Linked DNA regions of Homo sapiens: regions 2, 3 and 4 are each linked to region 1. The links are chromatin loops, found by intact Hi-C in ENCODE. Cell type or tissue: CD4-positive, alpha-beta T cell. All regions are shown on one strand.

Region 1 (2,500 bases):
AAGTGCCGTGGGAAGGAGATCCCTCTGCTCCCCGCTGCGGCTGCGAAAATCACTTCCTTCCTCCCCAAAGACTCCAGCACCAAGAGGAGCTGAGCCGACCAGCAGGAGGGACCCCTCAGAATGACCCTCTGAGCTGGCTTCACTGAGGCAAAAAGGGTTCCAGGGTACTCAGGGGCCGATCCACCCTCTCTCTCAAACACCCTCACTATCAAAAAGGGCAGCCTCCATCCTAGGAGCAGCCGGGTTTACCTCTGGGGCCGTCTTGTGCCTCGCAGTGGCCCTGCAGCTGGGTGGTGCTGACCCCACCAGAGGCAGGCAGACCCACCTGGAGGCCATCTGCCCGCAGGCTGCCCGGGCTGGAAGCCTGGCCTGGCTTGTCTCCAGAATCCCCTCTCAGTTCCAGCTGCTTGTATTTTTGGCTCTTAAGCATTTGTTTGATGCCAGACACAGTTCTAAAGGCTTTTCTTGTACTTCAGCCCTCATAGAAACCTTGTATGGGAGGTGTTATGACTGCTCCTGCTTCGCAGATGAGGAAACTGGAGTTCAGAGAACACAAGCCACTTGCCCAAGGCCACACAGCGAAGACGCAGTGGAACAAGGGCTCCAGCTCCCGGGACCTGGCTTTAACCACTGCGCTCTCCTGCAATTCACCTGGTCCTTTAATCAGGGCAGATATTATACGCCTCAGCTGACATATTTAGTGAGGGAGAAAAACAGTGACTCACCTGCTTGAGGTCACAGAGGGGACCCGGGCTTTTCTACTGGACACATACCATGGTCCCCCTGCTATGCTCAGTTTCTGGGAGGCAGCAAGGAGCTAGTGCCAACTCCCCAACCCCGCCACACCAAAAGGAATCTTCAAGATCTGGAAGAAACAAAAAACAAAGGTGGCATGATTTTTTCTTTTTGTCTTTTTTTTTTTTTTTTTCTGAGATGGAGTCTCGCTCCGTCACCCAGGCTGGAGTGCAGTGGTGCGATCTTGGCTCACTGCAACCTCCTCCTCCCAGGTTCAAGTGATTCTCCTGTCTCAGCCTCCCAAGCAGCTGGGATTAAAGGCACCCACCACCACACCCGGCTATGTTTGTATTTTTTAGTAGAGACGGGGTTTTACCATGTTGGCCAGGCTGGTCTCGAACTCCTGGCCTCAAGTGATCTGCCCGCCTCGGTCTCCCAAAGTGCTGGGATTACAGGTGTGACCTACCATACCCGGCCACAATTTTCAACATTTATTCCACGTCCACCATGTGCCAAGGTTCTGGGAGGCTCGGGCCCTTGACACAACCATGTCCCTGAAAGAGACGAGCACAGAACCAGGAGGCCCTCAGACAACAGACGCCAGAGCCACCAAGTCCCCCACTAACGGTGCCACCCACTTCCCCTCCTGGCCACGCAGGACGGCCCCAGGGTTGGCCTGTGCTGATGGTGCCACCTGGTGGTAGACATGGGAACGCCCTCACCTGAGATTTCCTCTCCGTGACCCTTCTTCCCCCTCTAGGGGTCCTGGGCTGCCCTGAGGCCACCGCCTAGCAAGATCAAGATAGGGCTTGAGCGGCAGTGGGATAGGGCAGTGGGGGTTCCGGGGGGGTCCGGTGCAGGCAGAACCAAGAGTGTGCCGGCGGAGGGCTGTCGGTACAGGGTGCAGGGCGTGGCGGCTGCAGGACCTCAGCTTGCCTCTTTAAATCCCTTCCTGGGCACCGCGGTGGCCCGGCCCTTTCCCCTCGTGCTGTTTCTGCTGGAAACGCCGCACAGTCTCCTCGGGGGCAGCCGCCAGCGGAAACGGTTATTGGCCGCCAGGCAAGCCAGTCCCATCCTTCCCAGCAACTGGGACTTTCCGGGCAGGGCTCCCCAGCGCGGGTTCAGCTAATTAAGGAAGCAATTAGCCTCCCCTGAGGCTATTCATGCTTCCTCACCCACAGTTCTCAGGTTCTGTGAGACCAGAGCCTCAGTCTCCCGTGAGCAGAGGGTGTGTGTGTGGCTGCCACTATTCTGCAGACACGCTGGCTCCACCCCAGAGAGTTGCAGGGCCAGGAAATCTGCATTTAAACAGACCCTGGCTCTCACACTTCGGAAACTGCCCGAAGCACCTCTCAAATATGGGACAGGTTTGATACTCCCTCCCCCTCTCCGTTCCCCCGCTTCTCCCTTCTTCGCCCTCCTTCCCACTTCCTCCCTCCTCCCCGCCCCTTCTGCCCCCCACCTGCCCTCCCTCCCTCCCTTCCATCCTTCCTCCTCCTCCCGGCAACCTTTCTCCCTTCCCCACTCCCTCCCCTCTCCCTCCTCCTTGTAGGGACAGCGCCGCGTCCTGGGAAGGGCAGGGGCTCTGGCGTGAGCTCAGTTTGCATCCCAGCCTTGTCTCCTCAGGCGTTGAAGTGGGGGGCAGTTTCTGCATCCACAAAATGGGGATGAAATACCCACTTTGTCAGGGTTTAGTGAAGAACAATGGAAGTAAACGAAGTGAGAGCACTCTGCAAACAGTGAGATGTTGATAGAAAAGTAGTTT
Region 2 (2,500 bases), 610 kb before region 1:
GGTTGCTGGAGCCTCATCTGGAGGAGGTGAGGAGGGGTGAGTTGTAGTGCTGGGGGAAGGCTTGGCCTTGTACAGAAGAGCAGGTCCTTAACCTTGAACAGGAGGGCGGGCAGAGCATGTGGGCACAGAAGCAAATGGGTTGGTGGGTGTGGTGGTCGAGCTGTGGGGGTTGTCTCCTGCTACTTTCATCCTCTCTGTGAGATAGAAAGCAAGGTCATGGTCTGGGAGTGAGGGGAGCACGGAGGCTTGAGGAGAAGGTATGTGCAGGAGAGCAGGAGGATGAGCGGACCAGGGAATGAGGCTGGATTGCCGGCAGCACGGAGGGCCTGCTCGTGGTTATTGTAGGGCTAAGGAGTTAGAGAAGGTAGAAGGCGGTGGCCAGAGTGGCATGCTTGAGGCTATGGAGGATGTGGTTGTTGTCAGGGACAGGCAGAGCAGGGTAGCTTGAAGACAGGAGGAGATAAGGCTGGAGACGTAGCATGGGGTCCGGGCCTTTGAACAACAAGCTTAGGAGTTTGGGGCTCTATCCTGGAGCCAGATGCATTTTTGCAGAGCAGGCAATGAAGAGTGAATTTGGAATAGAGAGGAAATAAATTGATGACTAACCTAACAGTGAAGACAGCGGAGGCACAGGGAGGTACAGTAATCAACCTGAGGTCTCACAGCCAGTAAGTGATGGAGTGAAGGTTCAAATACATGTGGTCTGCCTCTTGAACCATGCTCTTAACCACAGTGCTGTGTTGGCCATCAGCCTGCTGACCTGACCCAGGCTGGTCAGGTACAATCAGGGGTGGCCAGGGAAGATTCCTGGGGAGACATCTAAAGATAGATTCAAAAGATGACTAGGCACTGCCAGGCCTAGGTGGGGAAGGGAACAGGGAAAGGATGGGTGTGTTTCTCTTCTGACCCGGCTAGGTTAGGCTGAGCCTGCTGAGGCTGAAGGGGCTAAGATCTCTTGACTTGCCCTTGCCCAGCCAGAGTCAGAGAGGAATGGGGTCTCTGTGGCCTAAGGGGTCTCCCAGCTCCCCGTCTTAAGTGGATCAGGATTCACTCACAGAGACAGGAGCAGAGTGTGGTAGGGAAGTACTAGGCAGGGAAGTGTGCAGCCTGCAAGGCTAGTCCTAGTTGGGCCTACCACATGCTATGTGACTCACTTACCTTCTCTGGGCTACACTTCTGTGAATCCCCCCATCTTCCAAAGTCATGACTCAATCTAACCTGGTAGGCAGATTATTCCACAAGGTGGAGCCATTTGTTTGTTTTTAGTATCTACTTTGATCAGATCAAACATTTGTCACAATTGCCCTAGGAACAAATAAAAGGGTGTGTTTTACAGCACAGCTACCTGAGTTGTAGGCATAGTAAATCTTCACCTAACATCATCCATAGGTTCTTGGAAACTGTGACTTTAAGTGAATCTATGTATTACAAACCAATTTACCATAGGGTAATAGATATAAATAAGAGTTAAGTTACTACAGCATATTTCTGGTCAAAAAACCATTACCAGAATTTTTTTTTTTTTTTTTTTTTTGAGACAAAGTCTCGCTCTGTTGCCCAGACTGGAGTGCAGTGGTACAATCTCAGCTCACTGCAACCCCCGCCTCCTGGGTTCAGGTGATTCTCCTGTCTCAGCCTCCAAAGTAGCCGGGAATACAGGCGCCCATCACCACACCTGACTAATTTTTGTATTTTTCAGTAGAGACAAGGTTTCGCTATGTTGACCAGGCTGGTCTTGAACTCCTGACCTCAAGTGATCTGCCCACCTCAGTTTCCCAAAATGCTGGGATTATAGGCATGAGCCACGGCGCCCAACTCCAGTCTTCAAAATAAAAACCAAAACACTCTTAATATGAAACATTGAAATAAATGTGAACTATACATACATTTAAGAAAGATTCATCAAAACAAGTAAAATAATTATTTATCCATTTAGTCCCGTTCAGGGTCCAGCCTCTCCCAGCAACTCAGAGCATAAGGGAGGAACCAACCCTGGACAGGACGCCCTCCCATCACAGGGCACACTCACACATGCCTCCACAGTCAGACTGAGACAGTGTAGACATACCAGTGAACCCAACATGCACATCTTTGGGATGTGGGAAGAAATTGGAGTACCCAGAGAAAACCCACCAGAACACGGGGAGAATGTGTGGACTCCACACAGACAGTGGCCCTGGCCAGGAATCGATTGTTTTTTTTCTCATCCACATTATAATGACACGACCTTGAACTAAACCACTTTATTCGAGGACCTGCTGTGCTATTGTATTTCCTATTCTAACGTGGCTTGCTCATTCATTGAAAAAACACATATTGAATGCTCTTGAAAAGCCAGGAAGACTCTGTGCTAAGGCCTTGTGGCAGAGGACACTATCCTCCTACCCTCATGGAATGTGCTGTCTGGGAGGGCGATGGGCACAAGAAAGAAGGAATCAGCACAAAGTTGAAGGGAGCACACCACCAGGAGCAGCCCCTCAGGGAGTCAGGGCAGGTCTAG
Region 3 (2,500 bases), 68 kb before region 1:
CACCCGAAGCGCTCCAGGCACAGCACCCCGGACACAAAGCAGGTGGGCACTAGCACCCCCTGCCCAGTACTCTGCCACCAGCTTCCCTCCTGCGTTCATTCTCTCACCCAGTGCTGCGGGGCCACCTGGAGCTACAGAGAGGGAGTGGGATCCACCCCCAGCAGATCCGAAGGTCTCAATCCAGGGCTTCCCTGCATCCCAGCCCCAGGTCTCACCTGCACTACCCCCATGGCTAGCACCCTTTCTCCTCACTGAGGCGGAGGTGGAAGAAGAGGAGCCAGGACAAATGGGGTTTGAGTCCCTGGGTCTGATTACGAGCGTGGGACGGGTGCCAAATTGGCCTCTTCGTCCCTCAGCTTCCTCACAAGTGAGGTGGAGACTCCCCAGGCTTCCCCGGAGCCAGGGACAGAGTGAGCGCTTGATGATCCCGTCTAAAAGTCTCAAAATGAGCCCCCTTTGGTCTCGCTCTGTCGCCCCAAATCCCTCTCCCGCCTCAGCTGCAGTTTCTCCAGCTCCCGAGGAAGGGGGGCACCCGAATTCCAGCCGCTGAGGCTGGAGTTTGGAGTTCGCCCAAGGAGCTTCCGCCCTGGGATGCGGCTGAGACCCGACAGGTGGGTCCCGTCCCCGCCCCAGATGTGCGCCTGGCCCCTCGGAGGCGCGGCTCCGCCTACGCCCAGACCCTTCCTCCCCGCCAGCCCGCTCAGCGCGCTCTGGCAAACTTTCCGCGTCCAGAACCCGCCCGCGTCTACACCTGCTCGCGGTTCAACCGCAAGCGCAAGTCTACACGGTCTCACCTGCCCCCGGGTTGCTGAAGGGTGCCTCGGTCACGGGGCCGCGTCTCCACAGGCTCAACAGCTGCGAGTCCCCGGGACTGCCGACCTCAGCCTTGGGGATCCGTCTTGACCACCCCCGGATTCGGAGGCGCCCGGGCCGGACCACCTGTGCTGGTCTCCACCTCCTCGGCAACCCCGGGTCACCGGAGATGCTGCAGCTCGAGGGTCCCGCCTGCACCATCCATGGCTCTCGAGATCCTTCAGAGCGCGGACCCGGCCGAGACCCCGCGGAGCCGCTGCGCGTGGCTGGTGCCCGCGGTCGCCCCGCAGTCCCGTATGCGGCGAAACCGCCGGGGCTGCTTACCTGGCCCGCACCCTCACGCTCCCGTCCGGGCTGCGCAGCCGCTTCTCTCACACATTTTGCGATAACATCGATGGCGAAAGAAAATGTTGTAAATCCTCCTGCGGCCACGTGGCTGTCCCCCCACCCCCTTCTCCCTTTCTCTGGCCCTCAGGACAAAAAGGCCCCGCGGCCGGCCGCTGGCCACGGGGCTCTGGGCGGGCGAAGCTGGCTGCAGCGGGGCGTGGTCTGGGGAGGGGCCGGACCGGGGCGGGCGGGGCGTGGTCGGGGCAGGGGCGGGGCGCGCTGGTTCCGGCCGCCCTCCCCGCGGAAACCGGGCCTGAGACTAGGGCTCCTGTTCCAGCTCTTGATTGGTCGGTCGGCCAGCACTGCTGACGTCTGATTGGCTGAGACAAAGAAGGGACTAAGGCCGTAGGGGTGGGGGTTTGTGGATTTCATTCTTTGCCTTTTCGCTCCGGCGGTGGCCGCTGCTCTTTCGGACCTTCCTGAACTCTGCGGCCTTTTCCTCTCTGCTTCCGTGGTCCCTATCATAACGCTACCTGCATTTCCTTGTCCTTCTCTACCAAACAGCACCTGGAGATAGGGACATGGGGTTCGTGCTGCTCACCACTGTCTCCCCAGGGCCTAGCACACAGTACGTGCTCAAAACGGTTAGTTGAATGAATTCGTGGAAAATATGCATACAGGTGTTTAGAGCTATCTTTAATGTTGGCAACATCCCTAGGAGATATTACTATTCTCTCCCGAGGATGAGGAAACCGAGGTGCAGCGAAATTCGGTCACGTGGGGATGAATGGCTGAGCTGATGCTGGGACATGCTTACATTACTGGATCTCGGATCCTCTACACAGTGATGCCCTGTGCAGTGTCAGAGCTCAGTTTCCCGTCTATCAAGAGTGTTGTGTTAGAGCACAAGATAGGTTAGAAGATGGGTTATTACTGCCAGGTCCTGTGGCTCACGCCTATAATTCTAGCACTTTGGGAGGCCAGGGTGGGAGAAGCGCTTGCGCCCAGGAGTTCGAAACCAGCCTGGGCAACATGGCGAAACCCCGTCTCTACAAAAAAAAAATTAAGAAGTTTTCTGGGCATGGTGGTGTGCACCTGTACTCCCAGCTACTTGGGAGGCTGAGGTGGGAGGATCACTTGAGCCCAGGAGTTGGAAGCTGCAGTGTTATGATTGTACCACTTGCACTCCAGCCTGGGTGACAGAAAAAAAAAAAAACCCGTCTCTACTAAAAATACAAAAAATTAGCCTGGCGTGGTGGTGGGCACCTGTAGTCCCAGCTAGCTACTCGGGAAGCTGAGGCAAGAGAATGGCGTGAACCCGGGAGGCGGAGCTTGCAGTAAGCCGAGATGGCACCACTGC
Region 4 (2,500 bases), 160 kb before region 1:
CTGTGCCTGTCTGCTCCCTGCAGCAGGAATGCCGTTCCCTCTTCCCTACAGATTGAAATTATATCCTCTTTCAAGTCTTACTCAAATGCCACCTCCTCCACAAACTCTTAACACTTATTCATTCATTCAACAAACATTGACTGAGCCCTTATGACAAGCATTGATCCCAAGGGTCCCTGTGGTCATGAAGTTTATGGTGCCATGGAGCTGTTAGAAAAAGAATCATCACATAAATAATCATCTGATAACAGCCATGATACAAATTAGTAAGAAAGTGTGGCAGGAGCACAGCAGATGTACAATAGGGACCCTGAGCCTTGGGGATCTAGGACATTTGAGCTGAGGCCTGAAAGACAAGTAGGAAGTAACCACATGGTGAAGTTGGAGGAGAGCTCCAGGCAGAGGGCACGGCATGGGCAAAGGCCCTGCGGTAGGAGGGAACAAGTAGATTTCCAGGAAGGGCACAGGGGCCTGCAGGGTAATGTAAGTGAAATGAGAAAGCTGGAGATGCAGCTGGAGCAGGACAGTACAGGCCACAGAGGCTTTGCGACTTTATCCCTGGGCAAAAAGAGGAGATGATGAAGGATTCTGAGCACAGGACACAAGCCAGTATGTATTTAGACGCGATCCTGCCCTGTGGCTGAGCCTCTTCTGAGAAGTGCAGGCCCTGTGTCACGTCACCCTGAACCTCAGTCATCAGGGTTTTGGATGTGAGTTTCCATATCCCTCTTCCTAGGCCAAGCTCTCAAAGGCAAGGCTGACCTCTGGTCTTCAGCTTCATCCTCATCAGCCAGGCCAGTGCCCAGCACAAGGAGCTGCTCCAAAAACATACGTGGGTTGAACCAGTGACCAGGACAAGACGCTTATCAGCATTTCCCTGCGAAGGAGCAGGGCTGCCTGTAAAGCCTTCCACATTCTCTAGAAATTACAAAGTTCAAGGGTTTTAGTGAGGCCACGACTCAGGGAGCCCTTGAGAGCCAAGCTGGCATCCCACTGCTGTGCACACCCAGCCTGGGCACACAGTATGACCCTGCCCAGGCATCTGCCTGCGGCCGTCTGGTGAATGACCAGAAACAGAACCGAAAGCTCTGTAAAGTGCTCTCAAGGTTACAAAGCATGTTTCACAGGAGCAGTTTCATCTCACACGGGCAGCCCTCTGAGCTGGGTAGTTACTGCTTTACAGATGAGGAAACTGAGGCCCGGGAGAGGGCGGGACCTCAGCAAATCAAGAAAAAACTGAGACTAGGACCTAACGGAAGTCCAGGCTATGAATGGCCCCCGTAGGGTTAAAAGAGCTTTCTAGAAATTTCTTTGAAAACTATTGTAAAGTGACATATTTCCTCAGGATGTCTGTCACGCCAGCAGTGGGAGCCAACACACCAACTCTCAGAGGCTGTTCCCCCTGCGCGGCAGATCCAGACGCTCAGCTCCCAGGCCTGGAGGCTGGCGGCTTAGCCCAGGGCACAGGAGGAGGCTGCCTGGGTTTGGCGCTGACTTACAGCAGGTGCTGAGGGAATGCTGAGGAGAGGCAAGGCTGATTCAAGAGGCCGACAACAGAGAACATTCCTAGAGCTCTCCCGCCAGCTAGGCATGGTGCTAAGTGCATTACCTGCGTCCACTCGTAACATCCTCACAACACTGTGAATACGATGACCATCCCCATGTACAGGCGTGGACGCTAAGGCTCAGAGCAATAAATAATTAGCCTGAGATCACACGGCAGGTGAGTGCAGAGGCCGGATCTGAACCCACACATTGCCCTTAAGCAACCCCATGTCCTGAGCAAAGGTGAGCAGAAACATCTTGGGAAGAGGGAACCACGACTGTATCTTCCTCAGCAGACATGATGGTGCAGGGTACCCCTTCCCCTGCCCACCTGACGACCATTATTCCCATTATCAGTATATCCCTCTGTGGGCAAATGATGACAGACATGCATGGTAACCACTTCTTCACAAGTTTTGTGTCTCCCCAGCCTCCTCCCCTAGGGCTCTCTAGGCTTCCTTTACCCGTCCTGCCTCAGATGGACTCCCAGCATCATCATCTGCCTCTGTGCCTTCTTGGTAGTAGGTGGGTGTGAAAAAGAAAGGAAGGGCCAGGTGCAGTGGCTCATACCTGTAGTCCCAGCACTTTGGGAGGCTGAGGCGGGCGGATCACCTGAGGTCAGGAGTTCGAAACCAGCCTGGCCAACATGGTGAAACCCTATCTCTGGTGGCAGGTGCCTGTAATCCCAGCTACTTGGAAGGCTGAGGCTGGAGAATCACTTGAACCTGGGAGGCAGAGGTTGCAGTGAGCAGAGATTGCGCCACTGCACTCCAGTCTGGGCAACAGAGCGACTCCCTCTCAATAAATAAAATAAAATAAGGAAGGACAGAGGGCAATGTGACCTTCGGCAAGCTCCCTAAGCTCCTGAAGCCTCAGCCTTTTCACCCGTAGAACAGGGACATTAACATCACCCCCGAGTGAGGGCTGCAGGCACACAGTGACTGCGCTTCTCAGT

What was found. A loop is a pair of places that touch in the nucleus more often than their neighbours do. Peaks named below come from ENCODE experiments on the same cell type or tissue, not always from the same donor. Only the 100,000 strongest peaks of a DNase experiment are listed, where the experiment ranks them.
Region 2: a loop joins it to region 1, with 4 times the contacts of the local background. A loop is called at or near these places in 4 of 110 quality-filtered maps.
Region 3: a loop joins it to region 1, with 7 times the contacts of the local background. A loop is called at or near these places in 25 of 110 quality-filtered maps.
Region 4: it touches region 1 in a loop (11-fold over the local background); 49 of 110 quality-filtered maps call a loop at or near these places.

The regions. Positions count from the first base shown.
Region 1 is chr22:42,436,231-42,438,730 of GRCh38, forward strand. LOC101927344 (a long non-coding RNA gene) reads left to right here and starts at 1,937. Exons shown (of 6, transcript NR_188414.1): 1 at 1,937-2,102. It also overlaps a transcript of NFAM1 not described here. RefSeq lists enhancers at 1,132-1,231, 1,972-2,021, 1,985-2,486. In CD4-positive, alpha-beta T cell, CTCF peaks have their summits at 1,437 (motif pointing left) and 1,637; DNase peaks (open chromatin) are centred at 13, 1,411 and 1,701; H3K4me3 peaks cover 708 bases; H3K27me3 peaks cover 299 bases.
Region 2 is chr22:41,821,709-41,824,208 of GRCh38, forward strand. All of the region lies in intron 6 of CCDC134 (coiled-coil domain containing 134), which reads left to right. Among named protein-coding and RNA genes, the nearest start is that of SREBF2, 10 kb to the right of the region's middle. RefSeq lists enhancers at 1,293-1,362, 2,074-2,500. In CD4-positive, alpha-beta T cell, a CTCF peak has its summit at 1,244 (motif pointing right); a DNase peak (open chromatin) is centred at 1,233.
Region 3 is chr22:42,367,921-42,370,420 of GRCh38, forward strand. It overlaps LINC01315 (long intergenic non-protein coding RNA 1315), which reads right to left and starts at 1,288. Exons shown (of 2, transcript NR_120597.1): 1 at 1,138-1,288. It overlaps LOC124905126 (a long non-coding RNA gene), which reads left to right and starts at 1,572. Exons shown (of 2, transcript XR_007068114.1): 1 at 1,572-1,784. RefSeq lists enhancers at 1-542, 835-954, 1,323-1,617 and a silencer at 1,325-1,484. In CD4-positive, alpha-beta T cell, no CTCF peak of the experiment used is centred here; DNase peaks (open chromatin) are centred at 781 and 1,481; H3K4me3 peaks cover 1,735 bases; H3K27me3 peaks cover 991 bases.
Region 4 is chr22:42,277,130-42,279,629 of GRCh38, forward strand. It overlaps a transcript of TCF20 not described here. Among named protein-coding and RNA genes, the nearest start is that of TCF20, 7.7 kb to the left of the region's middle. RefSeq lists an enhancer at 1,028-1,277. In CD4-positive, alpha-beta T cell, a CTCF peak has its summit at 1,360; a DNase peak (open chromatin) is centred at 1,392.